Regions from separate parts of the Homo sapiens genome. Here region 1 is linked to region 2. Evidence: read pairs that join two places in POLR2A ChIA-PET (ENCODE). Cell type or tissue: A673. All regions are shown on one strand. Region 1 overlaps RARA (retinoic acid receptor alpha). Region 2 overlaps KRT10-AS1 (KRT10 antisense RNA 1).

Evidence for each region. Peaks named below come from ENCODE experiments on the same cell type or tissue, not always from the same donor. Only the 100,000 strongest peaks of a DNase experiment are listed, where the experiment ranks them.
Region 1: POLR2A ChIA-PET joins it to region 2 with 11 read pairs; 1 of 35 experiments calls an interaction of 5 or more read pairs at or near these places.

What each region holds. Positions count from the first base shown.
Region 1 is chr17:40,325,974-40,330,973 of GRCh38, forward strand. RARA (retinoic acid receptor alpha) reads left to right here. Exons shown (of 9, transcript NM_000964.4): 2 at 4,884-5,000. Among named protein-coding and RNA genes, the nearest start is that of RARA-AS1, 15 kb to the right of the region's middle. RefSeq lists an enhancer at 265-324. In A673, no CTCF peak of the experiment used is centred here; no DNase peak of the experiment used is centred here; H3K27ac peaks cover 474 bases.
Region 2 is chr17:40,827,973-40,832,972 of GRCh38, forward strand. The region is part of intron 1 of KRT10-AS1 (KRT10 antisense RNA 1); the gene reads left to right. Among named protein-coding and RNA genes, the nearest start is that of KRT10, 7.9 kb to the left of the region's middle. RefSeq lists an enhancer at 1-393 and a silencer at 137-366. In A673, no CTCF peak of the experiment used is centred here; a DNase peak (open chromatin) is centred at 189; H3K27ac peaks cover 1,562 bases.

The DNA.
Region 1 (5,000 bases), 500 kb before region 2:
CCAAAGGTTTCCCTTTTTTGGTTTGTGAAATGAAAGAAGGGAATTTGGGAATGGGTTGTGGTCAGGCCTCCACCCACACCCCGAATATCCCTTTCCCCACATCCCTCTCCTCCATCCGAGGGAAGCAGACCCTGGGAAATGGGTAATTCTCCCTCCTGGCCCCGTCAACAGATGTTGCCCTGGGTGGGGTGAGGCAAGGGAAAGCAGGCCGACTGCTGAGGGGCACCAAGGTGGTGGCAAGAGGCATGGGGATGGAGGGCTCCAGTTGCCCGGGCCTCCCCTGTGCCAAGCTCTGGTCTGGGTGCTTTCCAGGACTTCCTGTCTGAAATCGCACAGCTCGTTGTTGAGGTAGGCAGTTCACAGGCGAGTAAACAGATGCTTAGAGAGGTTAAGTGACTTGCGTAAGGTCACCCAGAGTGGCAGAGCTGAGATTTGACCCTTCCGACTTCTGGTTCTTTCTCCCATCTTCGTGGCTCAGAAAGCTCTCACCTTTTTCTCTAGGTGTGTGACTCTGGGGTGTAACGCGTGGGCAGCTAGGGATGCTGATGCTGGAGAAGGGATCCTGGCACCTTCTGAGGGTGAGAGCGGCCCCAGTGGGCAGGAGTGTGGGGCTGGTTGCAGGTGCTCTAGCCCCCTACCCCTTTTTCTGCTGTGCTTAGGCTAGGCTCCATATATTGGAGGTGTGGGCCTGTGGTTTTCTCTCTCTCAGGGGAGGGTGCCCGTGGGCAGTGGAGGTGGCTGGCATAGGGTGGAGGTTGGATGTGGGTAGTTTGTTTTCCCTCTCTTTGGTACTGGTTTCGATTCTCTGCCGAGGCCTTCTCCACCCCTGGGGTGTAGGGGGCTGGGGCCCAGGTGTCTCTCTGAGGGTCATAGCTTCTGATGGACCTTCTGAGGCAGAGTCTGTGCCCTTTTGGGCCCACCCTGGTCATCCCTACCCTTGCCCATCCCTGTTCTCTGGTCTTTCTGGCCCTTGGCCTATTTCTGTGACCTTTAGCCCTCCTGCGGCTCAAGGCCCTCCCCAGGGAGCTGAGTAAATTTGCACTGAAATTTGCAGGCAGAGCTGGGTTAGGCTTTTTGGAGGCTCTGATAGGGGTCTGGGGAGGCCTTCCAGCCTTGCCCTGTAGTGTGTGTGGGTGGTGGGCTGGGGGTGAGGTGGGGGTAGTGGGGATTGAAGTTTGATTCAATTTCAAACTCCACTGGGGCAGAGTTGAGGTGGCTGTGGTTTTCTCTTCTCTGGGAGCAAGGGTGGGTTCCAGAGGGTCCAGGCTGGACTGACTAAACTGGCCTCCCGACCCCCAAAGGCTGGGTCAGGATGCCTGAGATCTGGAGTGATGGCTTTCTGGGCCTCAGCGTGGGTTACAGAGGCCTCACTTTGGGTTAGCTGCCCCTTGGGCCTCACCTTGAGAGAGGCAGGCCTCTGTGGATGTGAATTCACCTGAGTGTTTGTGGACCTGGTGCATGGGCTGGGCCCACAGGGAGGACCTCAGAGCATCTTCTGGCAGAAGCAGCAGGTACAAGGGCCACCCTGGCTGTGTGAGGTTCGGAGAATGTACAGTTTGGGAGACTGTGGGGCTGTGGTTGTGTCTTTGGGGAGCTGTGTACTGGGGCCCATGCATGCAGTTTCTGAGCTGTGTTCATTGTGTGGTGGAGCCCAGGTGTGGAGAGATGGTATCTCCAGGTTCCTTCTCCTCACATGCATGCCTGCACACACACAGGCTGGGGCTGCAGGCGTGCTCTTGCCCACCCAGATGTTTTCTGTAGACCTGCATGCATGAGTTTGTATGTGTATTTGTGTGTGAGGGTCCAACTGTAGGAACTGATGAGGTTCTGCCAGCCTCTTCTTCCCTTGCATGGCTCCCCCAGCTCCAGTTCCCGTTGTGTGGGGCCCCACAGGAGTTGGGAGGGGGCCAGGGCGGCAACTGGTCCAGTGGGTGGGGCCCCTGTTCCTCTGACATCAGCCCTCTCAGCCTAGGAGGGAATTGGCAGGGGCCTGGGGTAGGAAGGGAGCTCTTTATTCAGGAGTGAGGAGAGAGGCCCTATGATTGTCATAATGAGTAACAGTAAAAATCGTGGTTATTAGCAAGGTCCAGATTTTACTCCTGGGGCAGCCTCCCCTCCCTAGCCCAGTACCTGTCCCCTCCCACCCTCTCTCCCTCAGTTCCACACAGGCTGGCTGGCTCAGCTGGGCCAGAATTCCTGGCCTCTTCCACAGTGGCCTTGGCAGGAACTCCCCCTTCCCAGGCCTGGTCTTCAACCAAATGCTGGCCATGTGCTTGTCCCCTGGACTCCAGATTTGAGGCTAGAGTCTGGAGTTCAGAGCTTGGAACCTAGTGTAGCCTGAGCTTGGGGTGGAGTGGCAAGGTATAGGGGGTGTTGGAAATGGACAGTCCTTATTTTGAGTCTCTGTGGCCCTGTTTCTTTTCTTTCTTTCCTCTTCTTTTTAAAACAGCTTTATTGAGATATAATTCACATACCATAAAATTTACCCATTAAAGTGTACAATTCAGTGGTTTTAGTATATTCAGAGTTGTGCAACTACCACCACAATCAATTTTAGAACACTTTCATCACCCCAGAAAGAGCCCCCATACCCAGCAACAGTCACTTCCCATATTCCTCAAATCCACGCCCCAGCTCCTGGTAACCACAAGTCTGCTTTCTGTCTCTATAAATGTGCCTATCCTGGATATTTCATATAAATGGAATCCTACAATACATGGTCTTTGTAACCGGTATAATGTTTTCAAGGAATATCCATATCATAGTATCAGTACTTCATTCTTTTTTTGGCAGAATAATGTTCCATTGTAGGGACATACAACATTTTATTTATTCGTCAGTTGATGGACTTTTGGGTTGATTCCACTTTTTGACTATTAGGAATAACGCTGCTGTGAATGTTCATGTATAAGTCTTTCTGTGGACTTACGTTGTCATATCTCTTGGGTAGATACCTAGGAGTAGAATTGCTGGGTCATATGCCATCGCTGTGTTTAACCTTTTGAGGAACTGCCAAACTGTTTTCCAAAACAGCTATTCTATTTTACATTCCCACCAGCAATATATGAGGATTCCAATTTCTCCACATCCTCGCCAGTACTTGTTATTATCTGTCTTTCTTATTAGAGCTAGCCTAGTGGGTATGAAGTGGTATCTCATTGTGCTTTTTTTTTTTTTGAGATGGAGTCTCACTCTGTTGCCCAGGCTGAAGTGCAGTGACACAATCTCGGCTCACTGCCTCCCAGGTTCAAGCAATTCTCGTGCATCAGCCTCCTGAGTAGCTGGGATTACAGGCATGTGCCACCACGCCTGGATAACTTTTGTATTTGTGTGTGTGTTTTTTTTTTTTTGGAGACGGAGTCTTGCTCTGTTACCCATGCTGGAGTGCAATGGTGTGATCTCAGCTCACTGCAACCTCCACCTCCCTGGTTCAAGCGATTCTCCTGCCTCAGCCTCCCAAGTAGCTGGGATTACAGGCACCTGCCACCATGCGCAGCTAATTTTTTAGTAGATTTTTGTATTTTTTAGTAGAGATGGGGTTTCGGCATGTTGGTCAGGCTGGTCTCAAACTCCTGACCTCAGGTGATCCACCTGCCTCAGCCTCCCAAAGTGCTGGGATTATAGGTGTGAGCCACCGCACCCAACTGACTTTCGTATTTTTAGTAGAGACAGGATTTTGCCATGTTGGCCAGGCTGGTCTTGAACTCCTGACTTAGGTGATCTACCTGCCTTAGCCTCCCAAAGTGGTGGGATTACAGGCGTGAGCCACCGCCCCCAGCCTCATTGTGCTTTTGATTGGCCATGTTTCTTTTTGTCTGTCTCTTTTCTTTTGTCTTTCATATATGTATTTTTCATATATAAATACATGCATATGTATTTATATATAACCTGTACCCAAAATGGATTTGAAACATCCTCTTGTCCTCGTATGGATATGTTCTTCGTGTTCTCTCTCTTTGCTCTTGTTGCTGCCTATCTGTCTCACTGTGTTATGGAATCTCTGGGTTCATCTCTGTCTCTGTCTCTACCCCATGGTATTATCTGTGCATATCCTCTGGTGCCAGCTGTTCAAACAGGGTGTGGATCTGTATTCACACTGGTGAAGGGGGCATCTGGCCTTTCATCTTCTGCCCACCTCCCACCCCAGTTCATGTGTTTTGCTTCTGCAGACAGAAGTATGTGGGTGAACCTTGAGATCAATCTCTCCTTCATTGCCTGGGGGTAGGAGGCTTCCTGGGCGGTCCTTGCCCTCCTACACATCGCCTACCCCTGGACCATCCATGCTGTTAAGCATTGGAGGTGATACCTAGGAGTCCTTGGTTCCCATTTTCCTATTAGTGTGTACGTAAATGGGCCTCCTCCCAGGGCCTGTGGGACAAACCCGTCTGGGGTGCTGGGGCTTGGATCTGGGGGGGAAGTGGTGTAAGAGGGGCCCCCTGGCTTAGGAGTCATTTTTCTGAGAAGTGCCAATGCTTTAGGGAAGCGGCTTTTCCTCCCCCTCCCTCTTCCCCCCCAGCACACGTTCTCTGCATCTTGACCTCAGGTAACCCTCACTGGGGGAAGGAGGGCCAGCTGCCCGTTTCTGCTGCAGTGATCCCTTGAGGTGGCACTGTGGACCCTTTCCCCTCAGGACTGTGGGTGAGAGGCCCTCCAAGGTTCTGGGCTCTGTCCCTGTCTCCCCAGCCTGGCTGTGCTATCTGCCACCCCCAGCAGTGTCTGGGCCCTGCTTCCAGGTCATCTCTGCCAGCCAGGCATGGTGCCAGCTGTCTGCTCAGCTGGGTGCCACGGGAAAATCTCCGGCAGCCCAGGTTGGGGAGCTCCACGGGGAATGCCTGTGTGCCTGTTCTTCAGTGCCCACTCACCTGTCTTTCTTTTTTCTGCAGCATCACAGGACATGGCCCCCTCAGCCACCTAGCTGGGGCCCATCTAGGAGTGGCATCTTTTTTGGTGCCCTGAAGGCCAGCTCTGGACCTTCCCAGGAAAAGTGCCAGCTCACAGAA
Region 2 (5,000 bases):
TTCTTTATCTCCTACATCCACCAAGGCACTAATTTTGTCACCTTCTCTTTGTCATAGCTAATGTATTCGTTTCTTTCTGTGTAGCCCCACTGTAACTGCCCTAATCTGAGCTTTCACCACTTTTCTCGAAGATTACTTCACCAGCTTCTGAAGTGGTTTTCTTGACTCAGCACTGTCAATTAAGATCTGTTCACTGCGGCAGGGTTGATGTTCTTGAAACAGTACTGTCATCACTTCATCAACATACTCGGACCTCTTGTGGATGGATTAAGTCTTCTCCATAACCTTGCCCGACTCTGTCTGTCCAACCTCATGCTCCCTGCGGTGAGTCAGGGTGGGGAGTGGAAGGAGTGCTACATTCTCTTCATAAAGTAATTATGTGGCCCTGGGCAAGATACTCAGCTTTCCGTGTCTCAGTTTACTACCCTATAAAATATGGATAGTAATGTTAAATATTAAAATATGGATAATAATCCATGATTCAGTGAAAAAATGTGTGTTAGCATCTCCTTTAAGAATCCTTTAATTACTTAATCCTTTAAGCAGGCCTTTCTACTCTTGGCTAAGATACTATGCTTTGTTCCATTTTAAGGCTTGTGTTTGTTGCTCTTGGCTTAGAATGCCCATCTTCTACTTTGCTGTTTATTCAAGTTATTCTACCTCAACTCCAGACTCTGACTTAAATGCCATCTCCTTCATGAGACTTCCCACCGTTAGTCTGTAGTTCACGGCTGTCTCTTTCTTCTCATTTCCTATGTTGAACAACTTGGTGTTTTATAATTTGTTATAATATTCTGGCCTCTTTATTAGTGTTTCCAATGCAATACGACATTTAAGTTCCTTTAGAGAAGGGAGGGTGCCTCTGTTCTTGCTGCACCCAGTACTCATTGTTCTCTGAATGTTTTCGTATTGCCTCAGTGCCTTTCCCCACTTTCTTTGCCTTTATTTTTTTCTCCAAACTCTTGGCCTGTATGTTTTGGCAATAGTGCAAGTTAAAAATTTAAATGAAGGCTGGTTGAAGACAACTAATTTAATTTTGCTTTAAAGGAAATTATGATACTTTTTGATGTAAGAATATGTAAGAATGATAAGAAAACCAAGATTCTGCATAGGAATTTTAAAATACCTTAAAGTATATAAAGATATATTCCTTAGAATGGAAATACACTATATATATTAAGAAAACATTTTGGCCCTCACTTTTTCCTCTTCATTAAAGGTCACTTTTTTTTTGTCTTGGATCTGTTGAGATTATCTTGATACTAGTAACCTGCTAAAATATATCTGTAGTTTTATTCTAAAATTTGAATTTTTTTCATACATCACATCAAATTAAAAAGCTTCTGCACAGCAAAGGAAACAATCAACAAAGTAAAGAGACAGCCCACGGAATGAGAGAAAATATTTGCAAACTATCCATCTGACAGAGGGTTAATAACCAGAATATATAAGGAGCTCAAACAACTCAATAGGAAAGAAAATCTAATAATCTGATAAAAAAAATGGGCAAAAGATCTGAATAGACATACAAATCTCAAAAGACATACAGGCTAGGCATGGTGGCTCACACCTCTAATCCCAGCACTTAGGGAGACTGGGATGGGAGGACTACTTGAGCCTAGGAATTCAAGACCAGCCTGGGTAACGTAGGGAGACCCCATCTCTACAAAAAATAAAAATAAATTAGCTGGGTGTGATGGCATGTGTCTGTAGTCCCAGCTACTTGGGAGGCTGAGGTGAGCCATGTTCCTGCCACTGCACTCCAGCCTGGGCAACAGAGTGACCTCAAAAAAAAAAAATAAGAAAACATATAATGGCAAACAGGTATGTAAAAAGGGGCTCAACATCATTGATCATCAGAGAAATGACTCAAAACTGTGCAATGAGAATGTGATTCTCACTGCAGTTGAATGAATAATGTAAATTATTACAGTCACAGTAATTTGTTGTACAACTCACCCCGCTTAAAATGGCTTTTATCCAAAAGAGAGGCAATAATGAATGCTAGTGAGGATGTGGAGAAAAGGGAACCCCCTCGTTCACTGTCCTTGGGAATGTAAATTAGTACAGCCACTATGGAGAACAGTATGGAGGTTCCTCAAAAAGCTAATAATAGAACTACTGTATGATCCAGCAGTCCCACTGCTAGATATATACCCAAAATCATGGAAATCAGTATATCAGTGAGATATCTGCACCCTCATTTTTTTTTTGCAATTGTGTTCACAATAGCCAAGATGTGGAAACAACCTAAGTGTACATCAACAGACAGGTTGATAAAGAAAACGTGGTACATATGCTCAATGGAGTACTATTCAGCCATAAAAAAGAATGAGATCCTGTTATTGCAACAACTTGACTGGACCTGGAGGACATTATGTTAAGTGAGATAAACCAGGCATAGAAAGATAAACTTCTCATGTTCTCATTTGTGGGAGCTAAAAATGAGAACAATTGAACTCATAGAGATAGAGAGTAGAAAAATGGTTACCAGAGGCTGGGAAGGGTAGTGTGGGGTGAGGGGGCTGGGAAGTGGGGATGGTTAATGGGTACAAAAATATAATTAGATAGAACAAATATAATCTAGTATTTGATAGCACAACAGGGTGATTATAGTCACAATAATTTATTGTACATTTTAAATTAAAAAAATATTATTGGAATATTTGTAACACAAAGAAATGATAAATGCTTGAGGTAATGGGTACCACGTTTACCTGGGTGTGATTATTATGCATTGTTGCCTGTATTGAAATATCTCTTGTTCCTTCTGAATAATACAGTTACCATGGACCCATAAAAAGTTAAAAATTTTGAATGTTTTTTATATTAGGAGAATTGACAATTCTAGTTGGGTTTCTGGCTAGGTAGCCTATGAGTATGTTGTAATTTAAGGATTAAATATAATATAACTTAGCTTTTAAATTTCATTAGTATGTCATGGGATTTCTTTTCAGGTAAATTAATTTCATTTTGTAAAAGACAATTGCTCACTATGAGTTAGCGCATTAGTAGGATAATTAATTAACATATAACATAAAATAGAAATGTAATATCCCTTTTAGTTTTCATAAAAAATAGTGAAGCCGAAAGTACCAAACAATTCTCTACAGACCCATTTTAAAATATTGAAACTGAACATTGTCCAAAATTCAGTGGCTGTTTTCTCCCCCTCATAAATCTAAGAAAATTCCTTTAGGTCCAGCTGTGGTTGCTTGTCCAATTGGTCATTTCAAGGATGGCTGGATATGAGAGAAAATAACATTATAATTGGGTATAACTTCATAATTTTTACTTAGAGAGTCTGGACAGATCTAAATAGAGTAGAGAAAGTTTTGGATTAGAAATGATACATACAGAGGTTAAGGTTTACAGTGAAAGCATTTAATCCCCCACTCTAGTGATTTTAAGTCAGTATATGTAACATGCTTAAATTTAAAGGAAAAAGTCTTAAGGAATCAAATTAATTTCCTAATTTTAAAGGTTTTTAAAAAATACTTGACCTTATGGACTCAGACAACTAGTCAATTTCATAATAAATGGACCCTCTGTCTTTGAATCACTTTTTTTTTTTGGTAAGGGGGTTGTAAGAATGGTAGAGGAATAGATTTAAATAATTATTTAAATGTAACACACAATAGTAGCAGAGAAAATAATTATTTAAATGTAACACACAATAGTAACAGAGAAAATGTACCACAACCATTCTGTGGCTTCTTTCACAAGGCTGACGACTGATAATCTCCAAAGAACTTTTGATTTCTTGTATTAAACCCATTAAACAAATATGCAAATAACATTTGCAAAGTCAGTCCTAAGATAGAGTTTATAGAGCTTGATGAGACTTTTTTATGTTCCAAGACCTGTTCTAAATTTTACTTGCATTTTTGTCTCATCAAATCCTGTTGGCAACTTTATGAGGGAAATTTTATTTTATTTTATTTATTTTGAGATGGAGTTTTGTTCTTGTTGCCCAGGCTGGAGTGCAGAGATGCAATCTTGGCTCACCACAACCTCAGCCTCCCAGGTTCAAGCGATTCTTCTGCCTCAGCCTCCCGAGTAGCTGGGATCACAGGCATGTGCCACCATGCCTAATAATTTTGTATTTTTAGTAGAGACGAGGTTTCTTCATGTTGGTCAGGCTGGTCTCGAACTCCTGACCTGAGGTGATCCACCTGCCTCAGCCTTCCAAAGTGCTGGGATTACAGACGTGAGCCACCACCCTTGGCCAGAAATTTTATTTTAACTAAAATTAGTTGGCCAGGCGCAGTGGCTCACGCCTGTAGTTCCATCACTTTGGGAGGCCAAGGCAGGAGGATCGCATGAGCCTAGGAGTTTGAGACCAGCCTGGGCAACATGGCAAAACCCCGTCTCTACAAAACACATGCACGCACACACACACACACACACACACACACACACACACACACACACACAGAGCCTGGTGTGATGGCACATGCCTGTGGGCCCAGCTACTCAAGAGGGTGAGGTGAGAGGATCACCTGAGCCCAAAAGGTCAAGGCTGCAGTGAGCTGTGATTGCACCACTGCACTCCAGCCTGGGTGACAGAGTGAGACCCTGTTTCCCACAAACCCCTCAAAAAAGAAAAGAAATTAGTTAAAATTTAGCATGCCCAAAACGATTCAATAAAGGGACTTTGGTGGGATTTGAACACAGACCTATCTTCAGAGCTTTTTAAAAACACAATGATTAACTTTTTTCTTTTTTTAAACACACTGTTGCTGGCTTAAACTGAGTAACTCCTAAAACTCTTTTGAAATGAGCTAAAATTGTATTTTTCAGTTATGTGACTTGGAAAATTAACAAGAACATAAGGGATTTTAGTTTCTTTTTCAGACTAGACAAGCCTTCCTTATCATACTTCTGTGATGAAAAAAATAGACTAATTTGAAAAGAAAAAGAACTAATGAGGCAAGATATCCTGCCCTGGAAGAGATCAGACTTGTAGGCCTTGTCTGTTCCCAGGAGAGACTCTGCAC